Linked DNA regions of Homo sapiens: region 2 is linked to region 1. The links are chromatin loops, found by intact Hi-C in ENCODE. Cell type or tissue: spleen. All regions are shown on one strand. Links, peaks and the distances in the headings refer to the core of each region. The heading gives the core; the rest is flanking DNA.

Evidence for each region. A loop is a pair of places that touch in the nucleus more often than their neighbours do. Peaks named below come from ENCODE experiments on the same cell type or tissue, not always from the same donor. Only the 100,000 strongest peaks of a DNase experiment are listed, where the experiment ranks them.
Region 2: it touches region 1 in a loop (5-fold over the local background); 36 of 110 quality-filtered maps call a loop at or near these places.

Annotation. Positions count from the first base shown.
Region 1 is chr3:132,639,996-132,645,379 of GRCh38, reverse strand. ACAD11 (acyl-CoA dehydrogenase family member 11) reads left to right here. Exons shown (of 20, transcript NM_032169.5): 2 at 484-583; 3 at 2,578-2,703; 4 at 3,247-3,408. NPHP3-ACAD11 (NPHP3-ACAD11 readthrough (NMD candidate)) reads left to right here. Exons shown (of 45, transcript NR_037804.1): 27 at 489-583; 28 at 2,578-2,703; 29 at 3,247-3,408. Among named protein-coding and RNA genes, the nearest start is that of ACAD11, 17 kb to the left of the region's middle. RefSeq lists a silencer at 3,930-4,120. In spleen, for the core only: CTCF peaks have their summits at 2,717 and 2,916 (motif pointing right); no DNase peak of the experiment used is centred there; H3K27ac peaks cover 947 bases.
Region 2 is chr3:132,349,716-132,355,099 of GRCh38, reverse strand. It overlaps ACP3 (acid phosphatase 3), which reads right to left. Exons shown (of 10, transcript NM_001099.5): 8 at 5,098-5,180; 9 at 2,277-2,380. Among named protein-coding and RNA genes, the nearest start is that of ACP3, 35 kb to the right of the region's middle. In spleen, for the core only: a CTCF peak has its summit at 2,365 (motif pointing left); a DNase peak (open chromatin) is centred at 2,347.

The DNA.
Region 1 (5,384 bases), core at 255-5,254:
CCCATTGTAGAGAGCTCAACTCACGCACTAGCCTTGTTGACACTTATGAGGGTTATCTCTCTAAAGGCAGATGAGGGGGCATTAAGCCAGCTGTTCCTGCATCTTTTAATTCATTTTCTGACTGATAACTAACAATCTCTTCTCAGATTGTTTATTTACTTAGATCAGTCATTGTTCTACAAGTTTACTTAGATCAGTCATTGTTCTACAGGTACTCCTGATAAAACTTAGGATTTGCAGTCAGGAAGTGGGGTCCTCTCTTCTACCTCTGTGAGTCACAGATTCTCCAGCTGCCAGTATGTTGCCATCTGCTTTAATATCATCTAGAAATTCATGTTGTGAGCTGCTGATAGCACCCCTCTTGATTTTCCAGCATTGAGATGAATTTATTTTCATTTGTTTCTTCTGACATTTCAGTAGGATTTGGGGATGACGGAAAACATATCTTTGTAATTGACCTTTTTTTTTTTTACTTTTATCTAGAGCAGGAAAGTCCAATCCAACCTTTTATCTCCAGAAGGGCTTTCAAACATATGTGCTCAGGAAAAAACCACCAGGTTCACTTCTTCCTAAAGCACATCAGGTATAGTATACAAATGTAATGATAAATTCTTTGGTGACAAATAAATGCTTTTAATACACACAAAGCCAATTTACTTTTAAAAGGCATCTTATGATTGCCAAATAATATAAAATATATTTTATTTCTAATGAAAATTTCCCTTGAATTATATCTTTTTTTGTTTTAAAAAATTATTTGAGGTTGAAATGTAAGTCTATCTTTAGGCTATTAATCTTGAACAACACCCAGTTCTTTTGTGTATTTGATTTTCCTCTACGTTGTTTGCTAGAAGTAAAATCAGCCAATGAATATTTTCAGTGCTACTCATCTGTAGATATTTTGTTTTGTTATATATTTAAATTATTATATGTAATAGTATCTACTCAGAATTATTTTAATATATTTGCTATGACAATCCTCTAATCTTTTGGTGATAAAAAGAAAGATTTGAATAAGTATTTTATAGTACTCTCTAAATATTAGACAGTGAGAATTCTAAAAGATTTTTGTTGAAAACTAGGTTTTTCTGTCTTGAGAAAACAGGTATTATCTATGGATTTTCAGAGAACAGGAGGGGACAGAAATCAAAGCACTGGGGAACATTAAAAGCACTGTGCGTATTTAGGGTATAGCCGTAATCATGTACAGCAGGTGCTTCCCAGGCCCAGGTCACTGGGGAAGGACAATTGTGGGGTAGGCTTAATACCACAGTAATAGAGAATGTAGATTCTATGGGACTTTCTTGGTCCCATATCATATTCCCAGAAACATGAAGTAAGTTGGATGCTTAAGATAAAAAAAAGTTGGGTAACTTTTATTAAATATCGATATAGTATGGCTGAAGGAAAATCCCCACCCGTGCCCCAATAAACAGTTTTATTTGTCTCTTTTCTTGATAACATCCCACCTGAACACACCAGAACAGGGCATAATGCTCTCAGCCCAAGTACAGCTGCCAAGGATCTGGAGTACTCTGTTTCAACTCCCTTCTGTTTTCTCAACTCTGCATTGAAAAAAGCAATGCTCCAGCTCTGTGATCCACTTTTTGCTTCTCTAACCCTTTTGCCCTCTCCCCCTTACCCCCTCCCCCTCGTTTCCCAACACCTGAGTGGTTAACACTTCTTTCCACAGCCCTTGGTACTGCTGGCTGCTCTCACCTTGAACATGGGTTTCGTTACTTTCCTCTTCCAGTTATTGCCACAGCCCCTGCTTTACTTCCTGATGTCAAAATGAGCTGCATAGCTTCCCCTCCTTAGAATGGTCAGTCACCATTGCCTGAGTCTGGGGCCAGGTGACTACATGTAGATAAGCCATCCTTACTTGGCCTGCATCAACAGCTCTGCCCTTGGGTCCTGAGTGATAGCCTGTGCATCTGTCCTAATTAAGGAAGCCATTTTTTCCTCACTGTCTTATTTAGGCTCCAGTTTGCTTCTAGCTGCCTACTTTCCTGCTAGTTATCTTGAGCTCCACAGCAGTCCTGAGTGCCAGGAAAGATCCCCATGCCCCTGCCCTGGAAACACATGCCTCCCTTGCTCTCCAGAAGGAGCAGGTACTTTTCCTTCCACCACCACTCACCTCTCACCCCCAGCTCTTTGTAGCTGACTGTGGCAGAGTGCTAGAATAGAGACTTACCTGAGCTTCCTTGGAAGACATGAAAGAGCGAGCAGCCAGCCAGGGAACTGCTGTGGAAAAAGGGATGTTTTATGATAAAATATGTGAAATATTGTGAACAGTAACTATTGCCTTCACATTATCAGAGCCAGGATTAAGTCTCATGCAGGTGCTCATCTTCTTATCCTAATTAAATTACATTTTTTAGTAGTGGTCTAATTTATAATCATAGTGATTACACCAAGATTACTATTAGGGAAGTTATTACTATTATCCTCTGGAGTTTGTGTTGATACTGTTTTACAGTTGTTTTCTAGCCTTAAGATTAGCTCATAAGTAGTTATTAAATTTAATTACAATTAAATCAGTTTCTCTGATTTTTAATGATTCATCATCCTATTTAGATTGATAGAGAATTTAAAGTCCAGAAAGCCTTGTTTTCAATTGGATTCCCCGTTCCCAAGCCTATACTGTACTGCAGTGATACTTCTGTCATTGGAACAGAATTTTACGTAATGGAACATGTGCAGGTAAATTAACACTTAATCTTATTTTGTTGCTTTTACTTTTAATTATGAAGTTAATTAAGATGTTTTATTATGATACTTAATAAATGATATAGTTTGTTATTTAACATTTTAGGTAATTAGATTGCATTGCAAAGGTTTACAATTTTGTTCAAATTTGAGCACTTACAAAGGGAGGGATGGAATAGACAAGAAACAAATTTAGTAATTAGGGGGTATTGACTTATTCTTAAATTTTCCTCTAGGTGTCAGTAAAGAGCTATCTGTAATGGCAATAACCAAATTGTCCATAAGGTAGCAGGGAAAACAGACTCCACATAGGTCAAGCCATTAAGAACAATAAATTCAAAATGTGTTTTAAATTTTTTCTGTAAAATAGTTGAGAGTAGTTTTGATGTTTATATTCATCTTGGCATATCCTTTTATTTTCCCTTTGGCATGTATACTCTAATATTAAATATGTTTCACAAATGAATGTTTTTCTAGTATATTCGACAAAGTATTGATTATACACATTTAAATAATCTGTTGTAATCACTTCCATAGGGTCGAATCTTCCGTGATTTAACAATTCCTGGACTTAGCCCAGCAGAACGTTCAGCCATATATGTGGCCACGGTAGAAACATTGGCTCAGTTACATTCCTTGAATATACAGTCACTGCAGCTGGAAGGATATGGTATAGGTGCTGGGTACTGCAAAAGACAGGTAATGCATCCACATTAATAGCTATTTTTTTCAAGTTCTTGTAAATAATATACCTTATTAGTCAACAAAAAAAGCTATTATTGTATAGTTTTCTGAAGCTTGGCCATGACTTTTAACATTGTCCTTCAGAATGACTAGTTTTTAGTATAAAATTATCTTATGTTTTTATATTAGGTTTTGTTCAGCAAAATCTTCTGTTTTAGACTCTTAATTTTCCAATACTTTTAACTATACAGTTTTTTCTTCTTCTTCTTCTTCTTCTTCTTCTTCTTCCTCTTCCTCTTCCTCTTCCTCTTCCTCTTCTTCCTCCTCTTCTTCCTCCTCTTCTTCCTCTTCTTCCTCCTCTTCTTCCTCCTCTTCTTCCTCCTCTTCTTCTTCTTCTTCTTCTTCTTCTTCTTCTTCTTCTTCTTCATCATCATCATCATTTTGAGACAGAGTCTCCCTCTGTTGCCCAGGCTGGAGTGCAGTGGTGCAATCTCTGCTCACTGCAAGCTCCACCTCCCAGGTTCACGCCATTCTCCTACCTCAGCCTCCCGAGCAGCTGGGACTACAGGCTCCCGCCATCACGCCCTGCTAATTTTTTTGTATTTTTAGTAGACATGGGGTTTCACCGTGTTAGCCAGGATGGTCTCAATCTCCTGACCTCGTGATCCGCCCGCCTCAGCCTCCCAAAGTGCTGGAATTACAGGCGTGAGCCACCATGCCCGGCTTACAGTTTTTTCTTTCTCAATTGGACTAGCAGACATTTATTAAGCTTGACTGTGTGTTTAATACCTGCTGAGTACTGTGTTAAATATCAAGAAAAATATACAATAGGTTCTTCCCCACAGGAACTTATGGTCATTTTTGAGAGACCTGTACATGCATGTCATTCACGAAACCTGAAAATGGTATAAAAGAGTGTAAAATCTAGTGGTAAATTGTTTGATACTCACCATGATTCAAAGGGTGGAAGTTGGGATGCCCTTGCTTATATAGAGAAAGCTTCCTGGGAGAGATATCTTATAATGAGTATTTAAGGAAAGATAAAATTTGGAGTGATGGAGATCATTTTAAATTAAAGGAAAGCAATACTAGATATATATGGGGCTGCTTTCCTTTGTAAGCATATCATTTTGTGGGGGTTAAGGAAGAGAAAAGGGAACTAAAGTTTAGAGTGTACTCACTATATGCTAGGTCCTACATGGCAGAGTGAGTTGTCGGCCTCTCTTTTTTGATCTTTACAACAACTCTAAGATATAGGTATTATTACTCCCATTTTGCAGATGAAGAAAGGGAGGCTTGCATCAATCAAGTAATACACAAGTAAGTGGCTTAGATATAATTTAAACCCAGGTTGATATGACTAGATAAGACCAAGTAAAGGTCTTTGCTCTATTGCACTAAGTTGAGCAAAGATACCTCGGGAAATGGAGATAAAAAAGCAAATAAACAATATGGTCCCACCTGTTGGAGGACTTTACGAGTAAGTTGATTTGTTTGCATTCAATTCTAAGAACAATAGAAGATCTTTACACTATTCATACCTGTAAAATATTTAGAAAATTCTGTGGGTAATAAGAAAGAGTATTAAAATGAAAAGTAGGCTGGGCGCGGTGGCTGAAGCTTGTAATCCCAGGACTTTGGAAGGCCAAGGCAGGCGGATCACGAAGTCAGGAGTTCGAGACCAGCTTGACCAATATGGTGAAACTCCGTCTCTACTAAAAATACAAAAATTAGCTGGGTGTGGTGGTATGCATCTGTAATCCCAGCTACTTAGGAGGCTGAGGCAGGAGAATCACTTGAACCTGGGAGGTGGAGGTAGCACTCCAGCCTGGGCAACAGAGCGAGACTCTGTCTCAAAAAAAAAAAAAGTAAATGTCTTCTTTTTTCTTCTAGTCCCCATATTCCCTTTTTCAGGGGTTACTTATTTCTCGTGACCCTTTCCAGAGATTATCTATGCCTATATATTTGTGTGTGTGTGTGTGTGTGTGAGA
Region 2 (5,384 bases), core at 80-5,079, 290 kb after region 1:
AAGAGGGAACCCTGGGTGCCTGAATCACCACGTGTGAATCACATCTATTAATGTACACCTGCATTGTACTGTTAGATAAGTGTGAAATTAATTTTCATTGGGTTAAGACTTCAAAAATCTGAGGTTCATCTATATAGAAGACAAAATTATCTTTTATTAGTGAATATATCTGGGAAACAATTTTAAAAGACTCAAAATTGGCTTTAGTGGTGAAGACACAAGCCAAAGATGAGTACAAAGAGTTTAGATAAAATCATTTTATAAAATGTAAAAGTGAAACAAAGCAATATTAACTTAATGAATTATTTTATATAGTCTATGATTTTAAATCTCTGTATCTAACCCAAAATTAAATCTTTTAAGAATATTTTTAGCTACCTTTTCTACAACCTGAAAAGTTTACGTATTTAAGATGGTTGAAAATCTAAAATACTCTCTCTTTCTGTCTCTCTCCGTATCTTCTCATAAGAAAATGTGAGATCACTTCACAGTCAGGATCACCTAATAAGCAGGCTTAGACAGAATTCGTTAACTCGAAGCCTCCTTGATCCTAATTTAAAAGCAATCACGTTTCACCTTTGATATTTCCCTGGAGTGCCAATAAAAAAAATCCTAATACAACAACAAATTGGACTTGACCTTTACGTGGCCCTTGGTTAATTTTTTCTGTATGTCACTGCCTTTCAGTTGAAAAAATACTCCACACTTGATTTGTAATATAGATTTAACTCAGGGTCGTAAAACAAGGCAATTCAGTGGGAGAAAATGCTTCTGTGCACTGAGAAAGCAAGCTCTGGACCACTGGGGTCCAGAAACCAGAGAACAGGGAGGTACGAGTAGAGTCAGTAGCTTCTCTTGTCTTATCCCAAAGGAGATGGTGCCTGCTCCTGAAGCTGATCCTGGAATTTGGTTGGATTTATTAACTCTGTGCCCAGAGCTGGCCTTCTGATGGGCAGACTTGTGCCGGGCTTGTTATTAAGAGAGGGTTTTATGTCTCTAGTCGTTTCATTCCCATTTTCTGTTCTATTTGGCCAGTCTCCATTTTGTGGGTCTTACCTCTCCATGCTGACTCTAGATATTTGAGAGCAAGGTTAACTAAGACCACATTTTAGTTCTAGTTCATTGTGCCTGACACTCAGTTAGAGGTTCAATAAAGAATGTATCTACCTGTCCCTAACTGTGCAGAACTCACTTCTTTGTAAGCAGTGAAGATATTGGTTGAGAATGAAGTCTCTGTGCTGTTACTTTCTTACTCTACAAATTCAGGGGCCAGAAAGCTACATCCAAGACTACAAAATTTGCAAGATGAAATACAGGGCCCATTGTTTAAACATTATTACAATTTAAAGATGGCCACAGCAGATCATTAAAACAAGCATGGGCTCTTTTGAGCCAGGTCCCCATGTAACTGCACAGTCAGGTTGGTGTGCAGCTATTGTGAATGCCTTGAGGGAAGGGCAAAATAGATCTCCCTGACTAATCCCAAAACAAACTCTGGGGTCACTGCCTTAACTCAGCCCTTTCCTTGCTCTTATTTCACTAATAATATCCCATGAAGTCTGGTGACTTGTTCCAAATACCTCCTTCTTCTCCTCCCAATGAGAATGTCGTTGTCACAGCAGATAAATATTTTTGGTATGACCTTGGTGTGATAATCAATTCTTCCCCAGTTTTTCCAGGACATTTCTGGTTTTAACAATGAAATTCACATGTTCTGAGAACACCAGATTTCATGGGTCAATTCTGGTGAACTGGGACATTTGGCTACGCTAACTTTGACCCTTCTAATGGGTTCAAGCTAAGCTGTGGTCATCTGGGGAGGGCCACACCAGGTCACACAGAGGTAGACACCAGTTAGAAATTGTACTTTAAGAATCTTGACTTGTGGATATGAATCATCAGAAGCTGAATGAATATGTTTGAATTCTTTAATTGAAAAAATATTATTATATAACCATCAAGAAATTTTTCTCTTGCCAAGTATATATACAATACATGCCTACTTCTTAGAATACCTTAATTTTTTTAAAAATGTAATTTCTGTTACATAGGCTATTTCCCAATTTTTTCATCTACTGTGTATATTATTTTCCAGTAAAAGTCTTCATGAAAAAGAAAAAAGAGACATGACTAGCAAAGATCTTGTTACCACCATTCTTCCCTCTGAATATAAAACCAAATCAAAGACAAACAGGCACACAACCCTTAACCCAAAATAATAATAATGAAACCCAAGGTCCAGTGATACTGATTTTGAAAAGCACTTAGTCACTTACCCCTTCTCAAAGTACAATTCCGTCAAGTGGCAAGAAGCATAGGGAGGAAGGAGTCCGTTGTAAACATCTAGCGCCATCTGTAGGCCACTCACAGTAGTGTCATGCTACAGAGATTGAAATCAATTTTATCGCCTGTTCAGATTCACATTCAATAGGTATGAAGCACTTGTACAGCACCATGATGGCTTCTGATTCAATTAAATTTCCCATACGCCCACAATGACTTAATAAGTAGAGAAGGAAAGATTTTGGTTGAGCATTAGCGGTGTGCTAGGCAGTATGATTTAGATATGTATCATTATTTTCATTTAAAAGATGAAGAAATTGGCTGGGCGTGGTAGCTCATGCCTGTAATCCCAGCACTTTGGGAGCCCGAGGCAGGTGGATCACTTGAGGTCAGGAGTTCGAGACCAGCATGACCAACATGGTGAAACCCCATCCCTACTAAAAAAAAAAAAAAAAGCTGGGTGTGGTGGCATGGGCCTGTAAATCCAGCTACTTGGGAGGCTGAGGCAGGAGAATCGCTTGAACCCGGGAGGCAGAGGTTGCAGTGAGCCAAGATCGTGCCACTGCACTCAGAAGGTGACAGAGCGGGACTCCATCTCGATAAAATAAAATAATTTTAAAAATAATAATAAAAGATGAAGAAATTGAGACCCAGGGAAATTAAGCAACTTGCTTAATGTCATATAACCCCAAATGGAAGAAAGTAAATTTGAATCAAGCCTCCTTAAGTGCTGTGCCTTTTTGAAATATTTTGAAACACATTAATGCTAGATTATATTTTTCTATAGATTAGCATCATCTGTGATTTAAAGTTGTGGAAGAATATATGAGGTTTAAATGTTTAGGGAAGATAAAATACAAGGAAGTATAGGATGCAATTTAAAATAATTGTAAAGCTAAATGTTTACCCCAGAGTGGCTGGAAGGTATAGGGGAGTGGTTTTCAACCCCCTTTCTGCCACTGATTAGCTATCTAATCTTAGGCAGTCCTCAACTTCCATATCTGCAAAATTGGGATAACATTTGGCTGCCTAAACTGTATGGCAGCGTGCACATATTCAAAAGGCGTTAGAAGTAATCTAATAGAGAAAAAAAAAAAGGAGCTACGGATATGACATGCTGGAAGTCACACCACAAGTTAAAACTAGAAATCAGATTAGACACTACGAAAATTGGCAGAAATGACTAATTTCAGGCCTATCTCTCTCCAGGAAGCACTCTGCTCCTGCCCAGGCCTATTTCCCTAGTCTATACCATTTAGGGCTCCTGATAATAAACAAACTTCCTGGCATCTTCAGTCACCTCTTTCACCTTCTTGCATGAATGAAAACATGACTTTCTTTCTCCAGCCACAGCTGAGAAACCTTTTGTCATGGAGATGTGAGTGAAAGGAGTCAGCATGCTATGTCCTGTTTCCCTGCTCATCCCAGACTCCATGGGCAGCTATTTGAATGTATAATACAATTGCAGAATTTTCCCCAAACACTGTGTCTCTCCTTGGCGTCTCAGACTCTTCTCTCCCTGGCTTCTCCAAGATGAAAGCCTTTTCTAAGATCTCTTGCTCTCTTTTCTTTCTACTCCCAAATGTAGCTCCAACTTTGAGTTGCAGTCCTTCTTCCCTTTCCTCCTTCTATTCTCTTTGCCATCTGAAGTTTTCTGCTGGGATGCCCCTGTGGCATTTCAAACCCATTGCCTAATCAGTACATTTGCCTGGCCCAAGACCACCTCCTTCCTGCCACTGAAAACTGAAATCTTGACTTCATCTGGGGCTTCACCTTCCACATCATTGTCTTCCACCCACTTCCAATTCATCACTGAGAATGCACACTCAGCTTTTCTTGTAACCTGGCTCACTTCTTTTCCTCTCCTGCCGCTGCCCTAATTTTAGGCCATATCCCCATTTTTCTAGACTATCACAAAAGCTTTCTACACCATATCCTGTTCCCAACATCCAGTTATTCTATAAAATAATTAATTTCCAAAATGCTGCTCCTATCCTGTCACTCCTGCCCTGCCTTCCCTGAGCAAACACTGACAGGGGGGTTCTCCCTTGCTTCCTTGCTTCTTTCTACAATTAAACAAAGAAGCAGCAGGACAACATGGCCCTTCAGCTGCCATCCAGCATAAACTTCTGACACTCCATATCAGGGCTATCTAAAAAACCTTCCATGATGATGGAGATGTTGTATATCTGTGCTCTCCAATTCAGTAGCCACTGGCTATATATGGCTATTGAACACCTGAAATGTGGCTAATACAACCGAGGGACTTAATTTTTCATTCTACTTAATCATAATTAATTTAAATGTAAGTAGCTACTTCTGGCTACTAGGTTCCATATTGAGCAGCACAGTTAACATCCACTAATTTGGTACCACTTTTTGGACACAACATTCCTGGCCTTCCACTTCTGTCCTAATAATTTACTTTATTTGTCCTACACACTAGTGAGGAGCACTTACTAACCCCTTTCATTTTGATGTGTTGGATGTGCTGCCTTGTCTAGGAAGCCTTTCTGCTTCTCTTCTCCACCCTCTTGGAACAGAAGGGATGGCTAGATTTTCTGAGGTGCCATAGCACTTGCCTGCATGGTATTTCCATCCCATTTTGTATAGTGTTTATGTTTGTCTTCTTGTTAGTTTAGATTATAAATCCCTTAAAGGACAGAATGATGCATTTAATTCTAAAAGCTTTGTGCAAGTGCCTACCACGTACAAGGAGATGGGGAAATGAAGATTAAAAAAAGATGAGGTCCTGTGCTTCAAGAGATCACACACTTGAACAAACATATGTTAAATGAAGATGAAAATACTTACCGCAGAATACATGATGAGTTTTTTGTAGCTTGGTATCTGAGTTGCTCTCTTCATGTGATTGAGGATTTCATTGACCAGGACACCTTAAAGAAGATGAATCAATAACCAAACTGAACCAAACATAAGCTTCTATTTTAGTTCATTAGCTTTTTGTCACTTCATAGTTGCGGACTCTCCCTGCCATGACTTAAGAAGAGGGGCAAAGATCTAATTTTATTGAGCATCTGCTCTGTGCTAGGTAATGTGATTTACATACTTTTTTTTTTTTAAACTGAATCCTACGTCTC